Linked DNA regions of Mus musculus: all the other regions are linked to region 2. A link is a loop called in an ENCODE intact Hi-C map of the cell type or tissue named here. Cell type or tissue: heart. All regions are shown on one strand.

Region 1 (5,000 bases), 57 kb after region 2:
GAATTCCAGGTTCGAGACCAGCCTGCACAACTTGGTGAGACCTTGTGTGAGAATTATTTATAGATAAATAAATAAAGCAAGCAAACAAGGTTAAAAGAGGGTGGGAGGGTAGGGTGGAGCAGCTGCTAGGCATGTTCAGGGCTCAACACTAGTACCAGAGAGAGAGAGAGAGAGAGAAGCCTATGGTGACTCCCACAGCATTAGGGTGAAACCAAGCCCCTCCATTTGTTTCTTCATCCAGGGAACAAGGTTGGAAGCTCTGTTTAGGTTTTCTGTGATCTGGCACCTGACACGAGAAATCCAAGGTAGTCGTGTGACGTCCCACAATCGCTCCTTTGACAGGTAAGGCGGTTCTTCATTGTGACCCACTACCCTCGGCCAAGGGAGCACTGCAGAGACCCCTAGACATGCATTAGGCTTCAGTGGGAGCAGCAGCAAAGCAGCCAGCAGGATCATACGTGGGAGTCCATGCTGCAGAGGACAGAGTACCCACGGTCCTCTGATTCCATGTAGCCCGGTGTGAGACTCTTACGGGGGCATCAGTGTGGTGGGGTGAGGGAGCCCACCCTCCTCAGAATCCCTGTGAGGCTTTGCAGTTGGCCCAGATGAGAGGACGCCCAGGGGGATGAGCCTGGCCCAGACCTCATCAGGCCACCCATGCTCGGTTTCACTTGCTGCATCAGCACCTGTGTGCATAAGATGTGTTCTTTGGTGAATTAGACTCCGCTTTGTCCTTGCCCTATGCCCACTGAGTCTCTAAAGGCACAGCCACGAAGCCAGGCACACAGCCTGTCACTCACTTGGTATGTAAGGCCAGTATGATGAAGCTCCCTGGGGTATCTGGTTCAACCACAGGAGCTTACTGCAGGCCGTGGTGCCTGCCATGCAGGAGCGGCAGAGTGGGAACTCGGTGGCATCTCTCCCCACAGGTCCTTGTTTGTCGTCCTGGATAGCCTGGCTTGCACAGACGGTGCTATCAGTGCAGCAGCCCAGGGCTGGCTGGTGCGAGCGCTCTCCCTCGGGGATGTGGCCCGCATCCTCGAACCCATGCTCCTGCTGTTGCTCCAGCCCAAAACCCAGAGGACGTCCATCCAGTGTCTCAAGCAGGAGAACTCAGCCGGTGAGCAGCCTCACAGTCCTGGGGGGCGGGGGAGGCAACAGGTGCTGCACCCACTGCTGTGGGTGCTCACCGCTCACACGAGTGACTGTGCCTTGGAAACTGATGGGGACATTCACATTTTAAGCACCACAGGAATTAGCACTTTGGACCAGTAGGTGTGGGTTGCTGTTTTCACTGAAAAGTCATGGCTTTGTTACTGAGAGGAAATATTTGAATCATGCAATATATATTATTATTAGCTGTGGTAACCTTGCTGTGCAACAGGACACTAAAAACTCACCCTCTTAGGTAAGAGTCTCCATACCCTCTGGCCAGCATGTCCCCTTGCCTTCCTCACCCAGCCTCTGCTCTTACTTCACCTCTGTGGGAGTAGATTCTAAATGTTGTCACTATAAAAGAGATGGCAAGGTGAGTTGTGTGTGTGGTTTGTTTAACCACCCATGGTATAAATGCACATTTAGAAAACCACACTGCATCCTGTCAAGATGGGAACGTGTCATCTCCAGGTGATACACTCTTTCAGGTTAGTAGCCCACATTTTAATAAGCACAGGGATGCTCTATTGTTTCACAGGAGAAAACATTCCATGTGTGTCTCTAGTGCACAGTAGAACCCCCTCACCAGTGCCCCTTGCCTAGCAGAGGGGTGGTGCCGGGTGTAAGCACCATTGTTAATGGAAGTCCCCGAAGCCCCTCTGCATAGATTTGTACCCCTAGTCTGGGACAGTTTCCGGTTACTAAAAATGTCACCTTCCTATGAAATCTGGTCAGTTGTCCCTTATGTTTGTCCTAGTCTTACGGGGAGCAACAGTGCCACCCTAAGGTGGGTGGAGGGAAAGGAAACAGTCTCCTTTGTGCAAGGCTCATCCCAAACCTGCAGTGGGGGTGGAGTGGGGAGTGGCCTACCTTCTCCAAGAGACTGAATTTATTCCACAGCCTAGAAAAGGGATGATTGGAGAACTACACACTACACACCTTCATTATGCTCTGCATGGCAGCTCTATACTTTAGTATTTCTTTTGTCTTTTGTTTTATTTGTATGTGTGTGAGAATAGATGTGTGCCACACACACACATACTGTATGGGCACATGTATGCCATGATGTGTGCCCCCCCCACACACACACATACTTTATGGGCACATGTGTGCCATTACACCTGTGCAGATGTGTGCCCCCACACACACATACTGTATGGGCACATGCTGCCATGGCACCTGGGCAGAAGGCTTTTCTCTCTCACTGTACAGGTTCCAAGGATAGAACTCGAGCCATCAGGCTTTGTGGCAAGCAAGCTGTCCTGCCAGCCAGCTCCCGCCCCTCCTCTTTCTCCCTTAAAAAAAAAAAAGAAAAGAAAAGCCCCACTGTGTGGTTCTTCGGTTTCTGTCTCCCCACTGCCTCATTACTTCCTGTTTCCTTCCTGGTGCCAGTGTAGCTGCTCCCTGGCAGTACAAGAGAATGAAGAAAGGGAGGTGCCGCCTGCCTTGCCATGTCTGTGCTGCTATGGACTGTGCGCTCACAGGCTGTCCGTTTCTGGCTTGCAGGCTGTCTTGTCTCTGGCTTGCAGGCTGTTTGTCTCTGGCTTGCAGGCTGTCTTGTCTCTGGCTTGCAGGCTGTCTGTCTCTGGCTCAGGCTGTCTGTCTCTGGTTTCCACTGTTCCTTCCTCTCTTCACCCTGCATAGACTTGTTGAAAACTACTTTACCAAGAATTTTCATAGTATCAAAATCTTTGGATTTTCACCTCTCTTAAAAAGAGAATTGATGGGCTGGAGAGACGGCTCGGGTTGAGAGCACCAGTTGCCCTTCTAAAGGACCCAAGTTTAAGTTCCAACACCCACATGGCAGTTTGAAACTATCTGTAATTCCAGTTCCACGGGATCTGATAGCCTCACACAGACATACATGGAGGAAAACACCAATGTAAATCAAATTTAAAAGAGAGTTGGTATTTAAAAGTGCTGTATACTTTCTTATTGCAGAAGTGTTACTGTGTCTGTTTTAAAATTTAGGTAGCGGCATAGGAGCTCACAGCTGCAATTCCAGCACTCGGTAGGCTTGGACAGGAGGGGCATCACCTGGAGACTGTTTGGACCATTTAGCAAGCTCCTGTTTAAAATGATAACAAAAGTGAATCAAGCTGGCACGGGAATGCCAACTGGGTGACAGCACTGAGAAGACAGTCCCTGGAGCAAGCTGCCTAGGGAGACTAGCCATATCTGAGAGTGCTGAGCTGAGACGCCAGCCTCAGGCCTCCTCACATGCACACACATGTACCCACACACATTTGAGCATACAGTGCATAAACACATACAGAAACACCATGAATGCACACATACATGCGCAGAAAAAAAGGAAGAAAGAAAAGAAAAGAAAAAAATCCTCCAAAAAATTCAGAAGTAAAGGTATTACACAGAGATCCCGACAGTGTCAGCGGATGAGCTGGGCAATGCTGGTGGGTGGCAGATGCTGTGTGAGCTGGGCACTTTCTCCAGTGGGCTCCTTGTGTAGCTGGATGCTCCCTCTCACGTCCCTGTACAGACCTCATAGTCATGGGCATTGGCACGAGCTTTACAGCCCAGCGGCGTGTCAGGTGCAGGCATGCCCCTCACCATTCCTGCGCCCTTTCTGTGGCTCTGGGGTGGGCACACTCTCCATTTTCTCTACATACTGTTCTAGCGCGTGCCCCATCCTCACAGCTTTGAAACCTGCTGATGTTTCTGTGGAATACATTTCCAAAGAGGGAATTCCTAGGGAAAAAATCACTTATGTTTTTCCAAAGTGTAACTAATGCTCACAATCCCTGGATATTGCTAAGAGCCGGGTGCCCAGTGCACCAACCCCAAGCTTATGCGGTGCTGGGGATCAAACCCAGGGCCTTCCATACTCTAACTTGACACTCTCCCAACTGAGATACCTCTTCCAGCTAAAGGACAATTTTACAATGCTCTGTCTCTGTTTTGCCCATGACTTGATACAGTTCCAGTGGGCATTGTCTCCTTTAAGCCAACGATCACCTCAGAGCTAATTTGTCATCTCTAGCAATTCTGGTTTAAAGTCCTTTGTCATTTTGTGATTTCCAGAGGATTTACACCGTTGGTTTAACAGGAAGAAGCCCACGTGCAAAGAGGCGTGTGGTGAATCTGAGCCGCAGGAGGGTGCCCCTGAGGAACGCCTGCCTCGAGGACAGTTCACCACCGTGGATCGAGAAGCCATCTGGGCTGAAGTAGAGAAGGAACCAGAGAAATGCCCACCAAGAAGTGATCTAAGTGAGGAAGACCTGCCCTACTATGTGGACCTTCCAGACAGGATGACCTCTGGTGGCGGGGATAGCAGTGAGCACACAGAGTCTGCAGACACGAGCTCTGGCCACACTGACAGTGAGAACACATCCACTTTCTCATCTCCCTCCCACGATCTGCAGGACCTGAGCCACGAGGAAAACTGCTGTGCTCCGATCCCCATCGGGGGCAGGGCATACTCCAAGCGAGCGGCCTTGCTGGCAGCCTTCCAGCCAGAAAGCCCCAGGTCCAATGCCAGGTTAAGCCTGGTGCGAGCAGACTCAGACAAGACACAGGCTTCCGAGTCGTTTTCCAGTGACGAGGAGGCTGACGTGGAGCTCCAAGCCATCACCACATCGAGGCTGTTGAAGCAGCAGAGGGAGAAGCAGGAGACAGTCGAGGCCTTGTTCAAACACATCTTGCTCTACCTGCAGCCCTACGACTCCCAGAGGGTCCTGTATGCCTTCTCCGTACTGGAGGCCGTGCTTAAGACCAATCCCAAGGAGTTCATTGAGGCTGTGTCCAGGACGGGCATAGACACCAGCTCCACCGCGCACCTCAACCTCATCTCCAACCTCCTGGCACGCCACCAGGAGGCCCTCATC
Region 2 (5,000 bases):
ACTCAAGCTGGTATCAAACTTGAGATACTGCTGTTTCAGCCTTAGGTACATTTTCCCTTCCTTTTTTTTTCCTTTTCCTTTTGTGATGGTCTCACATAGCACAGGCTAGCCTCATTCTAGCTATGTGGCCAAGGCTGGAGGTTCACCACAGGCTAGCTAACTAGTTTGCTTGAAGATTCTGTTTCCACCTCCAAACTACTGGGATCACAGTGGGCTGCTATGCCTGCCCAGCATTCCATGGGTGCTGGGGATTTGAACTCAGCTCTTTATTCTTATTCAGCAAGTGCTTTTACCTGATAATCCATCACCCCAGCTATCTCCTTTTATTTCTTTTTCGGCAGGGAGGGGCTGAGCCAGGAGTGTGTGTGTGTGTGTGTGTGTGTGTGTGTGTGTGTGTACTCTTAGCTGTACTGGAACTTATTCTGTAGACCAGGCTGGCTTAGAACTCATAGACATCCTCCTGCCTCTGCCTCTGAGTGCTGTGATTAAAGACGTGTGCCACCACCGCCCGGCCATCTGTCAGTTCTTAATATTGTATATTTATTGCCAATCTTGATTATAAATTGAGATGTTCTTTTTCTTTTTTTTTTTTTTAACAGCTTACAAATTTTGAGTCAGCCAAGCTTTAACCCCTTCATCCCTGGATATAAATACTAGACATGTAGACGGTTTTAAATGCCTGCATGTGCTGGTTACACAAACGTCAATGTACCTGGGAAGAGGAGCCTTATCTGAGAAAAGCCTCCATCAGATTGCCTGTAGGCAAGTCTGTGGGCATTTTCTTGATTAATAATTGATGCACGTGGGCCCAGCTCCCTGGAGGTGGCACCACCCGGGCAGGTGATCCTGGAAAATATAAGACAGCTAGCTGAGCAAGCCAGTAAGCAGCATTCCTCCATGGCCTCTACTTCAGTTTCTGTCTCCAAATTCCTCCCTCAAGTTCCTGCCTGGCCTGAATTCACGGTACACTGTGCTAGGGACATGTAAGCAAAATAAACTGCTTTCTTCCAAAATTGCTTTTTGTCACCATGTTTTCTTATAGCAACGGAAACCCAGCTAGGGCACTGTGCCGTGACAGATTTGTATATGTTAGGTTTGGCCCAAGTGGGTGGGCTTTCTCATTACTGCTATAACACAATTCAATTCCCTCTGTTCAGTGGGCTGTGAGCTGGTTAAACCTTGAAGACTGTCAAGGGAAAAAAAAAAAAACCTAGCTGAGTGCTGTGGCGCATACCTTTGATCCCAGCACTCAGGAGGCAGATGTTTGTGAGTTCAAGGTCAGCCTGCTCTACTGAGCTACTTCCCTGTCAGCCAGAACTACAGAGAAACCTTGTCTCAAAAAGCCAAAACAAAACAAACAACAAAACATGCCAATTGTTGTTTGGCCATTTTGTCTAAGCTCTGAGATGAGAGTTTATCAAACCTTCACTGGGAAGTTAACTTTACTGAAATTAATGTTTTCCTGTTAAGTTGGCTCAATTCTTTGCTTCCCCACCCTTTCCATTTCAAGACCAGACATAAAAACCATTCCTGAGAAGACTAGAGTACTTGTATCTAGCAGATGGATGGAATAAAAGTTAGGGAACCAGACTTCAGCCATTTACATAACCCTTCCTGTTAGGGTTGTCATCTGGGTTTTGTTTTGTTTTTTACATTTAGTGTGTGTGTGTATGTGTGTGTGTGAGAAGACAGCTTTTAGAAGCTGGTTTTCTTATCCAAGAATCAAACTCTGAGCAGCAAGTGCCTTTACCCGATTAGCCTACTTGCCTTCCTGGATATATCTATTTTGGAATCTGATATAATCTATTTTTCCCAGAAAAAATATTCACTGAGCTTTATAAGCAATTACTAAATAGATTTGGATGGTGTCTTAGTTACTATTGCTGTGATGAAACACCACAACCAAAAGCAGCTTGGGGAGGAAGGGTTTGGCTTACTCTTCCATATCATGGTTCACCTTTGAAGGAGTCAGGGCAGGAACTCAAGCAGGGCAGGAACCTGGAGCCAGAAGCTGATGCAGAGGCCATGGAAGGTGCTGCTTACTGGCTTGCTCAGCTTGCTTTTTTTTTTTTTAAGATTTATTTATTATATGTAAGTACACTGTAGCTGTCTTCAGACACCCCAGAAGAAGGCATCAGATCTCATTACGGATGGTTGTGAGCCACCATGTGGTTGCTGGGATTTGAATTCCGGACCGTTGGAAGAGCAATCAGTGCTCTTAACTGATGAGCCATCTCTCCAGCCCTCAGCTTGCTTTTTTATAGAACACAGAACCAAACACAGAAGTGGATGCTCACAGTCAACTATTGGATGGATCACAGGACCCCCAATGGAGGAGCTAGAGAAAGTATCCAAGGAGCTAAAGAGATCTGCAACCCTGTAGGTGCAACATTATGAACTAACCAGTACCCCATAGTTCTTGACTCTAGCTGCATATGTATCAAAAGATGGCCTAGTCGGCCATCACTGGAAAGAGAGGCCCACTGGACAGGCAAACTTTATATGCCCCAGTAGAGGGGAACGCCAGGGCCAAAAAATGGGAATGGGTGGGTAGGGGAGGGTGTGGGAGGGTGTGGGAGACTTTTGGGATAGCATTGGAAATGTAATTGAGGAAAATATGTAATAAAAAAAATAAGAAAAAAAAAAAAAAAGAACACAGAACCACCAGCCCAGGTATGTCTTTACCCACAATGGGCTGGGCCCTCTCCATCAATCACTAATTGAGAAAATAAGGTTTTGTCTGCTTATAGCCAGATCTTATGAAAGTATTTTCTCCATCGAGGTTCTCTCCTTTCAGCTGACTCTAGATTGTGTCAAATTGGCATAAAACTAGCCAGCACTAGATAGCTCTTTCTAAAATTTTCATGGAATAGGCTATCACTGAAATAACCTTAGTCGGTAGAAGGCGCTGTTTCATCTGGCAGCGCTGCTGCTGGCGTCATCAAGACACGGTCAATGTCAGAGTGAATCCTGCCAGCTCCCAGACCCCATCACTCTTCGAGGATGCATGGACACCTTAACCCGGAACCCCCAAGCCTTCTGTTCCTGTTACCTGGGATTCTTCCTGCCTCCACCCCACGATGAAGATTGTGGGTGTGGTCCTGACGCAAAGCCCAAGGGTGCACGACACTGGGAAGGCCCTGCTCCCAGAGTCCGGAAAGCCCAGGGTTTTTTTTTTTTGTTGTTGTTGTTTTTTTTTTTTTCTCTTTTTTTTTTTTTATTAGGTATTTTCCTCATTTACATTTTCAATGCTATCCCAAAGGTTCCCCATACTCAGCCCCCTTCCCCATACCCACCCCCCAAGCCCAGGGTTTTACCTGCCTGTTTATGTGAGACCTTACCCGACTACATCGCAAGGCCACGCCCACCACTGGCCCCCCAAGTTTAGACCAGCCTCCAGCCCCAAAAACCCCGCCCTCAGAGACCCCACCCACCATCGGTCCACTGGCAGCTCCACGCGTCCAGAGCCCCGCCTTGAGCACCGAGGCCCCACCCACTCTGCCAGACCCCTCCCCCAACCCCTCCGCCTCCAAGTCTCCTCTTTCGCTCTCCGCCCTATGTGACTGACCAGGGCGCGGCCCCACGCCGCAGAGGCCAAACCAACCCCGCCACCAAGGCCCCGCCCACACGCCTAGAGTCCCGCCCACGAGGAGAGAGGCGCCGCCATACCGTTAAGGCTCCGCCCCCGTTCACGCGCAACGTCATGACCCCGCCTACAATGGCCCCTCCCAGTCACCGCTAAGGACCCCGCCCCACGCCGAGGGCCTGCCTCCAGGTCCCGCCCCCCGAGGTCCCGCCTTCCGGCCCCGCCCCCAGCCGCCCAGTTCCCGGGAGTGGCGGCAGCTGGGCGGAGGCGCAGCGATACCTCCGCCTTCGAGGTCTCTGCCGAAGCGCAGAGCCGCCTTGTCCCGCAGCCGACGGGCTCCGTCCCACGCCCACCGCCGAGGTCCGCGGCCGCCGGTAAGTGTGGTCCCCGCGGGCCCGGAGCGGCAGAGGCGTAGAGCTCGGGCGGTGGCGCGTCTGCTGCAGTGCGGGTACGGCCGCGCGTGGGTGTGGGCTTCAGACCCGGCCTTCTGCGCCTGGCAGGGTCCGTGCGAGCGGGCCTCGGGCCGCAGGTGGAGGTCGAATGGCCACCGCTGTCAGCCTAGCCGGCCCAGGGCCGTTCTGGAAGCTCAGCCTTTGTTGGGCAGGGCTTCCAGGTTCCCTAATGGTGTCCCAGCAGCCGGCGTGCACCAGCCAGCCTGCCCCTGCGCCGGCGGATAAGCCGCGGAGGAGGTGCTCACCCGGTGACAGCAGTCCCCATCTCGGGAAGCCTGTGTAGGGTTGTTGAGGACACCCCACCTTTAAAAGCTATTCCTGTGAAGTGTCAGGTGTCTTGCTTTTTTTCCCCCCTCTAGTGCTATTTGATCTCAGTGTAAAAGACCGAATTCAAAACTGGGCCAGTTGGTAAAGAGGGTTGATGCGCTGTAGAAGCAGGGACATTATCAGCAAGTAAATAGGAAGGCTGCTGATTGTCGGCTTTTACTGTGTTCATCATACTCCTTCCTTGTAAGCATGTTTACAACCGACTTCCGGATCCAGCAGATGGCTTTTGCGTCTTCACCTGAGCTTAGAAATTAGGAATGGGTAAGGCGAGAGCACTCCTACGAATGCTTTCTGTTTCAAGGTAAAGGTATCGGGTGCACGTGTGCATAGGGCTTTGCGTATTATCTTTTGTAGCCTCCATAGCGCTATCAGCCCACTGAACTGCGGTTGTATCTCACAAAAATAGGTGTTGGAGATGGCTTGTGAGAGGGGCTGTTTAGAGGTTGACCTAGCCATTGTATAACAGAACTGAGCCCGAATCCTATGCCTACCACTAATCCCTAATATCCCCATCTTTCGGCAGTAATGTCCCTTGTGGGACTCCAGTGTGTTTCGTAAGTGAAATCAGTGTAGAGCTGACACAGAAACTGTGTAGTGTTGTAATTCCCCATGCCCGTATTTTGAAGGGGTTCGCT
Region 3 (5,000 bases), 120 kb after region 2:
ATTACATTTTTAAAAATTTTTTATGATTTATTTATTATATGTAAGTACACTGTAGCTGTCTTCAGACACACCAGAAGAGGGCATCAAATCCCATTACAGATGGTTGTGAGCCACCATGTGGTTGCTGGGATTTGAACTCAGGACCTCTAGAAGAGCAGTCAATGCTTTTAACCACTGAGCCATCTCTCCAGTCCCACATTCTTTTTTTTTTTTTTTTTTTTCGAGACAGGGTTTCTCTGTGTAGCCCTGGCTGACCTGGAACTCACTTTGTAGACCAGGTTGGCCTCAAACTCAGAAATCCGCCTGCCTCTGCCTCCCGAGTGCTGGGACTAAAGGAGTGCGCTACCGGCTTCAAGTCCCACATTCTTAAAGCGAACAGAATTCATGAATGGAGAGGTGCCCGATGGCTAATAGCGCTGGCGGTTCACGCTGAGCACCTGTTCCGGTTCCCAGCCCCCATAGGGCAGCTCGCAAATCATCTGTAACTCCACTGTAACTCCACTTCCAGAGCTTCTAACAGCTTCTTCCGGTCTCTTCAGACACTGCACACGTGTGATGCACAGACACGCATTCAGGCAAAACACTCACATGCACAAAAGAAATAAACTCTCACAAAGAATAATGATAATTTTAAAAACCCAAAACAACAACAAGCCGAGACCAGGTCTGGAGAAATGGCTCAGAGGTTAAGAGCACTGACTGCTCTTCCAGACGTCCTGAGTTCAATCCCCAGCAGCCACATGGTGGCTCACAACCATCTGTAATGGAATCTGATGTGTGTCTGAAGACAGCGACTGTGTACTCAAATAAATAAATCTTAAAAAAAAAAAAAAGAGTCGATTTCTGAGACATGTCCTGATATGAAGTCATTACGCTAAATTTGATAAACTAGTTGTTAGGCTGGAACCCCTGCTCAGCCCCTGCACAACCTGGGAAACCCTGTCTGCCCTCCTTCCCCTGACCCCGCCCACACAGAGAAAACTCCCCCTGCGATTTAAGAAAAAAACTCCAGACTAACATGTCATCACTCTGACTGGGAGCTGCCCACACACGGGGTCTTTTTGACTATGTATAGGCACAATCCCAGACGTCATCACCCCGCGCACAAGACCCATAAACCCCCTTGCTTTACCCTGGATGTGCGGCTTAGATCACTGAACCCACCCAAGAGCTGCCTCCTAATCAACCTGTCTTTATTTACTTTTAATCTGATCTAAATTGGCCTATATCTGCCTCACCAAGGGAGAGAAAAAGCCTACCACGTGTCACTACATATTTCATGATTTCACTTAAATCCATGCAGAGTTGCATGGTAGTCATTAGGGGCCGAAAGGGGAGAGTGGAAGATGGATGGCTGCATTGACCTCCATTGTGGGAACACACTGAACGCCCCTAATCTGACCTTTAAAAGGTGAAGTTTACGTGTGTTTAACAACAATAAACAAACAAAATACTGCAGGGAGGTGTGGTAGTGATTCACATCTATAATCCCAGGATTTAGGAGATAGAGGCAAGAGGGTCAGGAGTTTGTCAACCTCAAGTACAAAGCAGACCAGCCTGGGTTACAGGAGGCTCTCTTTCAAAAAGAAAAACAAAGCGATTATGTGGATCTCAAGAAAATGTGGCGAGACAGGCTTTCCTCAGCTGCATCCCGTGGGGAATCCTCTTCCCTGATGAACAAGTATTTGTCCCACCCTAGGCACTGTTTTCCCCGCAAAGACAACCAGACTCGGATGAAACAGGAAAACAAGGCTGACCTGCTTGTTAATCCTGTCAACTTGACAAGATTTAGAATCCCCATGGGAACAAACCTCTGGTCAAATCCACAGGGGAGTTTCTAGACTAAGCTATTTGCAGTTCAGTGGAGAATTTGCGCAGCCTGGGCTGCTGACACTCTCTAGGTTGACTGCACGGCTCACTGACCGGCCATCATGGTTCAACTGTCTTGACAGCCACCTGTTCTGCAAGACTAGACACCAGTTTTGCTTATCTTGTGCCTCTTATTCACTCTTAAAAACAGTGAATACCACAGGTTTTAATTTTACATCCCCTTATTAATTTAAAAGTATTTAAGTTTTTACAAGCCTACAGTTAAAATATGAAGAGAAAACACAGTTGACGTGTAGGAAAAGGAGAGGATCCATCCCATACTGTAGTGTTTAATAGACAGCGGTCTATAATAAAGGATACTAAATTGTTTATCAGCAGAAGATGAACTGAACTTTTTTTCGTTTTGTTTAGTTTTTTTTTGTTTTTGTTGTTTTTTTTTTTTTTTTTTTTTCGAGACAGGGTTTCTCTGTGTAGCCCTGGCTGTCCTGGAACTCACTTTGTAGACCAGGTTGGCCTTGAACTCAGAAATCTGCCTGCCTCTGCTTTCCAAGTGCTGGAATTAAAGGCGTGCGCCACCACTGCCCGTCTGAACTTTTATAAATAAAAATATGACTATCGTTAAGACTGCAGTAAATACTCTTGCAAATCTTTTAACCTTCTCTTTACTTGTACTATTTAGCATCCCTTTCTTGACTAATTTCTACATGCTACTCGCTGCAGTACCGGGCTCCACACACACTGAATTAACGTGTCCGTGCGCTACCACTACCAGGATAAAAGCTGATGATTTTCAGGCAAACCCAAAAAGTAATTATTTTCTTCATTTTGTCCTGTAAGATTCCAGTAACATCATTACCAGCGGCCATGGATTACACTTTTGCAGTGCGATTTTCATCAGAGTTTGCCTAGCTTCTACACATCATTCTTCGCGCCAATCTTCAATCTCAAGGTCCAGCTACGCGAGGCGAGGAGCTCGCGCCCGCCCGCTCACCTACGCATGCGCCCAACGCCTGGGTCCTGCGCGCGCAGCAGGTCAGGCCCGCTCGGGCAAGCCTCTGCTGAGAATCCTAATTCGCCTTTGCCCGAGGCGGAAATGAGTGGGTGTGGCCTGGTGTTGTCGGTTCCGCCCCGGAAGTGGGCGGGGCGTTGAAGCCCGCGGCGGACTCGTAGCCTCCCAGTCGGGCTGCGGCCGAGGCCGGTCCTGGCTTTGTAGCTCACTCAAGATGGCGGCGCAGCCACCCACCGGGATCCGCCTCAGCGCGGTGAGCAGCCGCGAGGGGAGGAGCGGGCCGGGTCCCAGGAGGGCGGGCAGGCGGGCCAGCCAGGAGGTGGCAGTGGGCGGCGGCGACTCAAGGGCTGGCGCGGCGGCCGGGAGGTCGCGGCGGGGCCAAGGGTCCGCCGCCATGTCTCCTCGCTCGGAGGAGCGGCTGTAACGCGCGGCCGGTGCGCTCGCGGCATCTCGGGGCAAGCCGAGGCGGCCTCCCTCCCTCCCTCCGGCTCTGCGGCGCCCGACAGCTGTTGTGGGAGCCGCGCCCTCCGCGACCCGCCCGCCCCGGGAGCAGCCGCCGGGCCTCGTCGGGGCGGCGTGGGCTGCGGTGCAGCGCGGTTCCTGCACGCGTCCGTCCCTGTCGGTCCCGGCTCGGAGGAGCGGAGGCTAGGACTCATCTCCTCCGCTTGCTTGGCATGCCCCTGCCTTTTCGGGCCGAGCCCATTGGTGGCAAACCCTTTGGAGGTGGCTGGGAGTGGTCGCAGAAAAGGACTTACACTTTCGGGTCCAAAACATTGTGGGCGTGGCTTCACCTGATGATTCCTGCAAAGTTTTATTCTCTGCCGGCCCTGAGGTCTTAAGCGGGGAAAGTTACTTCCTTGATGTTTGAAGGATGGCTGCGGTGGCCCATGCCTGGCATCCCCAGCGCTCGGGTGACCGAAGCAGGCAAATTCTAGGACAATTTAGGGAGACAAGGGGAAGTCCTGTCTCAAAGGCAAAAAAAGCGGTACTACTGTGTTATGTAATTTCGTTGGCGAGCGGTAAGGATTTCCGGAGGTTAAAGCACCTCCCGTAGGTGCTCTTCAAGAATGCAGGTCTCCGTCCATTCATTAGGCTACTTCCGTCATTTGGGATGTGATAGCCCCAAGTGTGCATGAAGTGTTACCTAGTTTTATCGCGTCTGCCTTTTTTTTTTTTTGTGAGGTTGAGTATTCTTCACATTTTTTGTTATGTTTTGTTTTAAATTGCCTGTTAGTACGGTTTCCCCCCACACAGTTTATGTGTGTGTGTGTCTTATGCACCTGAAGATGAGGACTTCTGAACCCTCACTGCTAGTTATGAGTTGGCCCATGGGGTGCTGGTAACTGAATCCTGGTCCTCTGTAAGAGCAATTTGTGCTCTTTTGTTTGTTTGTTTGCTCTTTTGTTTGTTGACAGGGTTTCTCTGTGTAGCCCTGGCTGTCCTGGAACTCACTCTGTAGACCAGGCTGGCCTCGAGCTCAGAAATTCGCCTGCCTCTGCTTCCCGAGTGCTGTGATTAAAGGCATGTGCCACCACTGCCCGGCGCCAAAAGAGTTCTTATTCCCAGGATAGTGATAGAAATTATCCTGTGTCAATTATGAGTGACTAAGGTCCTGGAACAGGATTTAGATTCCTGTGAGTAATGGGGGTGGCGGTGGTGGTGAGTGTGTGTCTTGGGTTACCCAACAAGTGGCTGACTTCCTGATTGCCAGGCAAATGTTCTTTATGTTGCTGTATCCCCAGCCTTATAGAAGTCCTAAATCATACAACAAAATAAATGCATAGATGAGTACATTTGCAGAAGTACTGGCTGGAGGGGTCAGGTAGCAAGCAGGCAGATCTTTGCTGGGCCCAACAATACATTTGAGAGTTTTACCTAGCAAAGGGATGCTAGGTCAAATACAGAGTTGATGGTAAGTAGCTCTTAAGAGAGACTAAGAAGTCAGGCCTTGTGGTACATCTGTAATTTTATCCACTGTGGAGGCTGAGGTAGTAGGACTACAAATTCAAGGCCTGCCTGAGCTACAGAGTGAGTTCAAGGCCAGCCTAGACAACCTGTCTCAAAATAAAAAGGAAAGAGGACTGGGCTGTGTTTCAGTGGGAGAGTACTTGCCGCCATGTCTGGGGCCCAAGTTCAACTCCAGCACTTGAGGGCACTAAAG
Region 4 (5,000 bases), 170 kb after region 2:
CTCTCTTAAGTCTTAAGACTCCATCAGGCCAGCAGGGCGTGGTGGCGCACGCCTTTAATCCCAGCACTTGGGAGGCAGAGGCAGGTGGATTTCTGAGTTCGAGGACAGCCACGGCTACACAGAGAAACCCTGTCTCGAAAAAAACAAAAAAACAAAAAACAAAAAACAAAAAAAAAAGGCTCCATCAGGAAGGCCAGGCTCACTGCTCTCGAGAGTAGAAGTTTCCTTGTTTTCAAGGGTCCTGGGGACAAATCTGGAGCTCTGTACTCTACCACTGAGCCTCGTGCCAGCCCAGTATGGAAGTGTGTACGCTGGGCATCTTGTTTGGATGACAGCATCTATGTAAGTCATGGAGGTTTCGAGGATGTTTACACAAAGGTTCTTGGAAGATGCCATGTTTCTTTTGGTTGTCTAGGCCCTTTAAGATGTATTTTATCTGGCCGTGATGTGACTTAATGAGAAATCAGTCATAGAATTCCTAAAGTAATTTGTTCACAAAACTGGTTCTTTGAAGTGTTTTCATATGTTTGCCCTGTTAACAAAGAGGCTAAACGGTGATGGGAGACAACGGCGCACACCTTGCCAGATGTATGACGCTAGAGGAGTGCTCTTCCTGTTCCAGTGCACAAGTTACCAGAGAACCCGAGGAAGGTTGCCAGACGAGTCTTTTACAAACGAGACCCACTTTGGCCAGCTGCAGAGTGACAGCTGAGACCACACAGAATAGAAATGGTGTTGCATATCCATGTGTCCTTTTGGATCTCAGCTCCCTTCTGTCCTTGAGCATTTCATACACAGCCAGCCTTCTGACACTGTGGCATGACATCATCCATGAAGTTCACACACAAGAACCACACAGTTGGGTTATACAGAGCAGCATCAAGGTAGTAGTCCTGTGCTGCCCACAGTAATAGCTGTTGTTGGCCTTGTTGGATATACCTAAACGTGACCTGCACTGGGACCCGTAGTGCTGGCTGCATGGTGGAATCCTCTGGGGAGGTTTTAGACTTGCAAAGGTAAGTTTGCAATCAGTCTTTGGGGGCTATACCCAATAACAGGGTTTTTGTTTTTGGTTTGTGTCCCTGATTGATCTAGAACTCATTATATAGGCCAGTCTGTCTTAGAACCGTGTGGCGATCCACCTAACTGCCTCATGAGTGGGATTATAGGTGTGTGCAGTGCAATATAGTGTCTAGCAATGAAAGCATATTTTAAACGGTTGCCTCGTTAATCACAGCTGCCACCAGTGATGAGCCATTGTTCCATAGCTCTTTGATGAGTGTTCCCAAACACTACACTCAAGGAGCAAGCAAGGAAGGGGAGACAAGAGTATTCTCCTGTGGGAATTGTGGTGGAGTGATGGTATGGAGCAAAGACTACCTCATGCTCTGAGGGCAACTGCCATTGAATTCCTGAGGTGGCTGCAGAAATAGACACATTCATATACTTGCTGCATATGAGTCTCCGTTTACACAAGATTCTCAGCAAGGTGTTGGTAACAGTTGAGCATCACTCCTTGAGAAGGTTCAAGACACGCATCACTCCACTGACAGACAACAAGAGGCCTTGGAACACAGTGCATCTTCATTGTTTTCTGTTGCTGTGTAGGGGTTGGAAACAGCCTTGCATATGCTTTGTCTTGTTTGTTTAAGATTTATTTAATGTATGTGAGTACACTGTCACTGTCTTCAGACACACCAGAAGAGGGCATTGGATGCCATTACAGATGGTTGTGAGCCACCATGTGGTTGCTGGGAATTGAACTCGGGACCTCTGGAAGAGCAGTCAGTGCTCTTAACCGCTGAGTCATCTCTCCAGCCCCCAGCTTTGTCTTTTAATATGTCAGACCCTGCAAATGAACAAATACCACATTTCCTTTTCAAATACATGTGCAGTGTGGATTCTTTGCAGAGAATGCTGATAAGGTTAGAGTGTGTGTACATTTTCCTGGATGATGTTCAAAGGATGTTGCAGCGAGTTACATCTCTTGGTGTAGCAAGTACATGAGTGGTTCTCTAATTTGCTGTATAGGCAAAAGCGGCAGATGTTCTCCTTGGATGGAAGTGTTTGTTGCCTTCTGTCTTGTTTCATGTTTCCTGAGACAGTTTCTCTGTGTAACAGCCCTGGCTGTAGTGGAACTCACTGTGTAGACCAAGCTGGCCTCCAACCTGCCTGGGATTAAAGGTGTGCACCTCTACTGTCTGGCACCTCTACTGTCTGGCAGTATTTCTGGGTTTTTTTGTTTTGTTTTGTTTTGTTTTGTTTTGTTCTGTTTTTCTTTGCCTGCTCCTTATCTTATCTTCTTTGCTGCTGTAATGAAACCAAAACCTTGTGCATCCAGGCAGCTATGTGGAAAAACACTTACGTTAGCTCCTAGATGAATTCATTGACATGAGAGTCTCTGGATTCCTGATATGAAATCCTATATCCTTCCTTGAATTTGTTTTTCTTTTTTTGGGGGGCGGGGAGGTGTGAACCACATTTCCCAAAACTCTGAATGTCAGCTTGGTGGAAAGGAAAGTGTAACTACATCCATTGCTTCTCAGAATTAAGTTTCTTGGTTACATTGTTAATTTTATGGCTCTGGTCTTGAAGTTGAGTGGGGAATTGTAAAGTCAAATTGGCTGTCACAGCAACCACCACTAAACCATAAACAAGGATCTTTTGTAACCTGCTGATAATTAAGCAGGACTCCAAAAAAATAATAAATAAATAAATAATTGTAGATAGTCCTAGGGTTCTGTGTAACACGCTTTGAGTGGCCATCAAAAGCCAAAGAGATTGTAGTAGTGAAACTCTGGGATTTGTCTACTAGAAAAATTTTATCATCCAGATGAAGTCCATCTTCAAGATGTGCTTACATGCTGGACAGGGGTTGTGAGCCCAGCCTGGTCTACAGAGCCAGTTCCAGTACAGCCAGGGCTATACAGAAAACCCCAAAATAATAATAAAAATAATGTGAAAAATAGGGGCTGGAGAGATGGCTCAGCGGTTAAGAGCACTGACTGCTCTTCCGAAGGTCCTGAGTTCAAATCCCAGCAACCACATGGTGGCTCACAACCATCTGTAATGAGATCTGGCGCCCTCTTCTGGAGTGTCTGAAGACAGCTACAGTGTACTTACATACATACAATAGTAAATAAATCTTTAAAAAAATAAAATAATGTGAAAAATAAAAGGATGTGCTTGTACAAGACAACAGGTTATATCTACTGCATTCCTTTCCATGGGCTTCAAGAAATAATCAGTCTCCTGTCCGTTCAGTTCACGGGCTCTTCATTTGACATGAGTAGTGTGGTGTGGTGTGACACCTAGTCCTTGGAAGCCCAGGCACAGTCAGCACAGCCTATTTGAGTTCCAGGGTGATGAGAGGTCCTGTCTGAGAGGGGGAGGGGAGGGAGGTGGTCAGCCTTTCAGGAACAACACTGAAGTTGTCCTCCAACCTCCACATAAATGCACACACACGTCTACGCACAGAGACAAAGGCAAGAAGTATGCCACTCTGTCGGGGTGTGTTTTTTTGTCACCCTAGAAGAGTTTTTCACAGAGACTTTAAAACTTTACACTCGTGATTGGGACTGAGCTTGCGTAACTAATCTTGTTGGCAGTGTCATTCATACCTGTGGGTAATGATTCTGATTGTTTTCATCTTGATGTCCTCAGCAAGTCCTCTTCAGCCCTACCACCTCCTTTCCTGGGATCACATTTTGGTTTTGCTTTGTGATGAATTTAAGCTATCCAGGGCCATCTGTGTGTGACCGTTGGGTTGGGACTATCCAAGCAAAGGTAACGGTTTCCTCTTTCCCTGACAGTAATAGTCTAGCAGTCAGGCGTGGTACCTGCAGAGCCTCCACCCCAACCCTGACTCTGCTTGACTACTGGCTGTCCTGTTCTTGTGCACACTTGTTACAGCTGATGACCACAGTACTCTTACCACACTAGCTCTGACACTGCAGTCCCCATCCCTGCAATATCCCCTAAGCTGTAGAGGGGATAGCATAGATGCCTGGTTTAGGGCAGGTCACTCATCTGCCACTTATTTTGAACTTTGTAGAGGCGTGACTCTGCATTCACTACCAATTGTTGGAAAGAGAATTCCTTAAGGCAGCTGAGAGTAGCATTAGTCTGTGGGTGCAAAACCAAATATAAGACAGTTTTATGGGCTGGTGAGATGGCTCAGTGGGTAAGAGCACCCGACTGTTCTTCCGAAGGTCTGGAGTTCAAATCCCAGCAACCACATGGTGGCTCACAACCATCCGTAACGAGATCTGACTCCCTCTTCTGGAGTGTCTGAAGACAGCTACGGTGTACTTACATTAAATAAATAAATAAATCTTAAAAAAAAAAAAAGACAGTTTTACATGATCGGTTCAGCCAAACAGTATTCAAGAGCCCACACCATTTCCAGTTAGCTCTCAGTCATGGTGTCTCTTGCCAGAAATAGAAAAGTAACTAAGACATGGGCACATCTTTTTGTGATGGTTGCCCAAATAGCAGTGGTACCACTACTACACAAGTGGACACATCTTATTTTTTTGTTCAGAGCTCCTGGAAAGAACCTATTAGTTCTAGAATACATACATACATATGTATATGTGTATGTATATATTAGAGTACATATATATTATGTGCATATATACTAATATACTCCTATGTATAGGAGTATATTGTATATATTCTAGTGTGTGTGTATATGTATATGTATATACATATATACATACATACATACATACTTGATATACATATGTACACACACATATATACACATACACATATGAGGCAATAGCTATGATACGTTCTCCAGAAGTCCTGCTGCGATTAACTGGTCACACTGTTGGGCTGACATTTGGAGCACAAGCATATTTGCATATTTGCAGAACAGGCAGCTGACAAACCACTTTTCCATGAGGACTGAAAAATTGATGAACTCTTGGGCTTTTCAAAGCATTGGGCTCCTGATAAGGAAATGGAGTCTAATACACAACTCTAAGAATACATTC

What was found. Hi-C counts contacts between places; a loop is a spot of excess contacts. Peaks named below come from ENCODE experiments on the same cell type or tissue, not always from the same donor. Only the 100,000 strongest peaks of a DNase experiment are listed, where the experiment ranks them.
Region 1: it touches region 2 in a loop (2.3-fold over the local background); 3 of 42 quality-filtered maps call a loop at or near these places.
Region 3: a loop joins it to region 2, with 2.4 times the contacts of the local background. A loop is called at or near these places in 2 of 42 quality-filtered maps.
Region 4: a loop joins it to region 2, with 2.4 times the contacts of the local background. A loop is called at or near these places in 4 of 42 quality-filtered maps.

The regions. Positions count from the first base shown.
Region 1 is chr16:93,765,197-93,770,196 of GRCm38, forward strand. Dop1b (DOP1 leucine zipper like protein B) reads left to right here. Exons shown (of 37, transcript NM_027293.1): 17 at 242-342; 18 at 930-1,120; 19 at 4,198-5,000. Among named protein-coding and RNA genes, the nearest start is that of 2310043M15Rik, 27 kb to the right of the region's middle. In heart, a CTCF peak has its summit at 1,940; a DNase peak (open chromatin) is centred at 1,950.
Region 2 is chr16:93,708,109-93,713,108 of GRCm38, forward strand. Dop1b (DOP1 leucine zipper like protein B) reads left to right here and starts at 3,799. Exons shown (of 37, transcript NM_027293.1): 1 at 3,799-3,960. It overlaps Gm41501 (a long non-coding RNA gene), which reads left to right. Exons shown (of 3, transcript XR_876265.3): 3 at 600-1,524. In heart, a CTCF peak has its summit at 2,898; DNase peaks (open chromatin) are centred at 3,033 and 3,593; H3K4me3 peaks cover 2,116 bases; H3K27ac peaks cover 1,165 bases; H3K27me3 peaks cover 445 bases.
Region 3 is chr16:93,829,257-93,834,256 of GRCm38, forward strand. Morc3 (microrchidia 3) reads left to right here and starts at 2,865. Exons shown (of 17, transcript NM_001045529.3): 1 at 2,865-3,092. The coding sequence starts at 3,054. Gm30881 (a long non-coding RNA gene) reads right to left here and starts at 3,836. Exons shown (of 3, transcript XR_876266.3): 1 at 3,595-3,836. In heart, no CTCF peak of the experiment used is centred here; DNase peaks (open chromatin) are centred at 2,935 and 3,635; H3K4me3 peaks cover 2,152 bases; H3K27ac peaks cover 1,432 bases.
Region 4 is chr16:93,876,234-93,881,233 of GRCm38, forward strand. No RefSeq gene overlaps it. Among named protein-coding and RNA genes, the nearest start is that of Chaf1b, 5.2 kb to the right of the region's middle. In heart, a CTCF peak has its summit at 3,102 (motif pointing left); no DNase peak of the experiment used is centred here.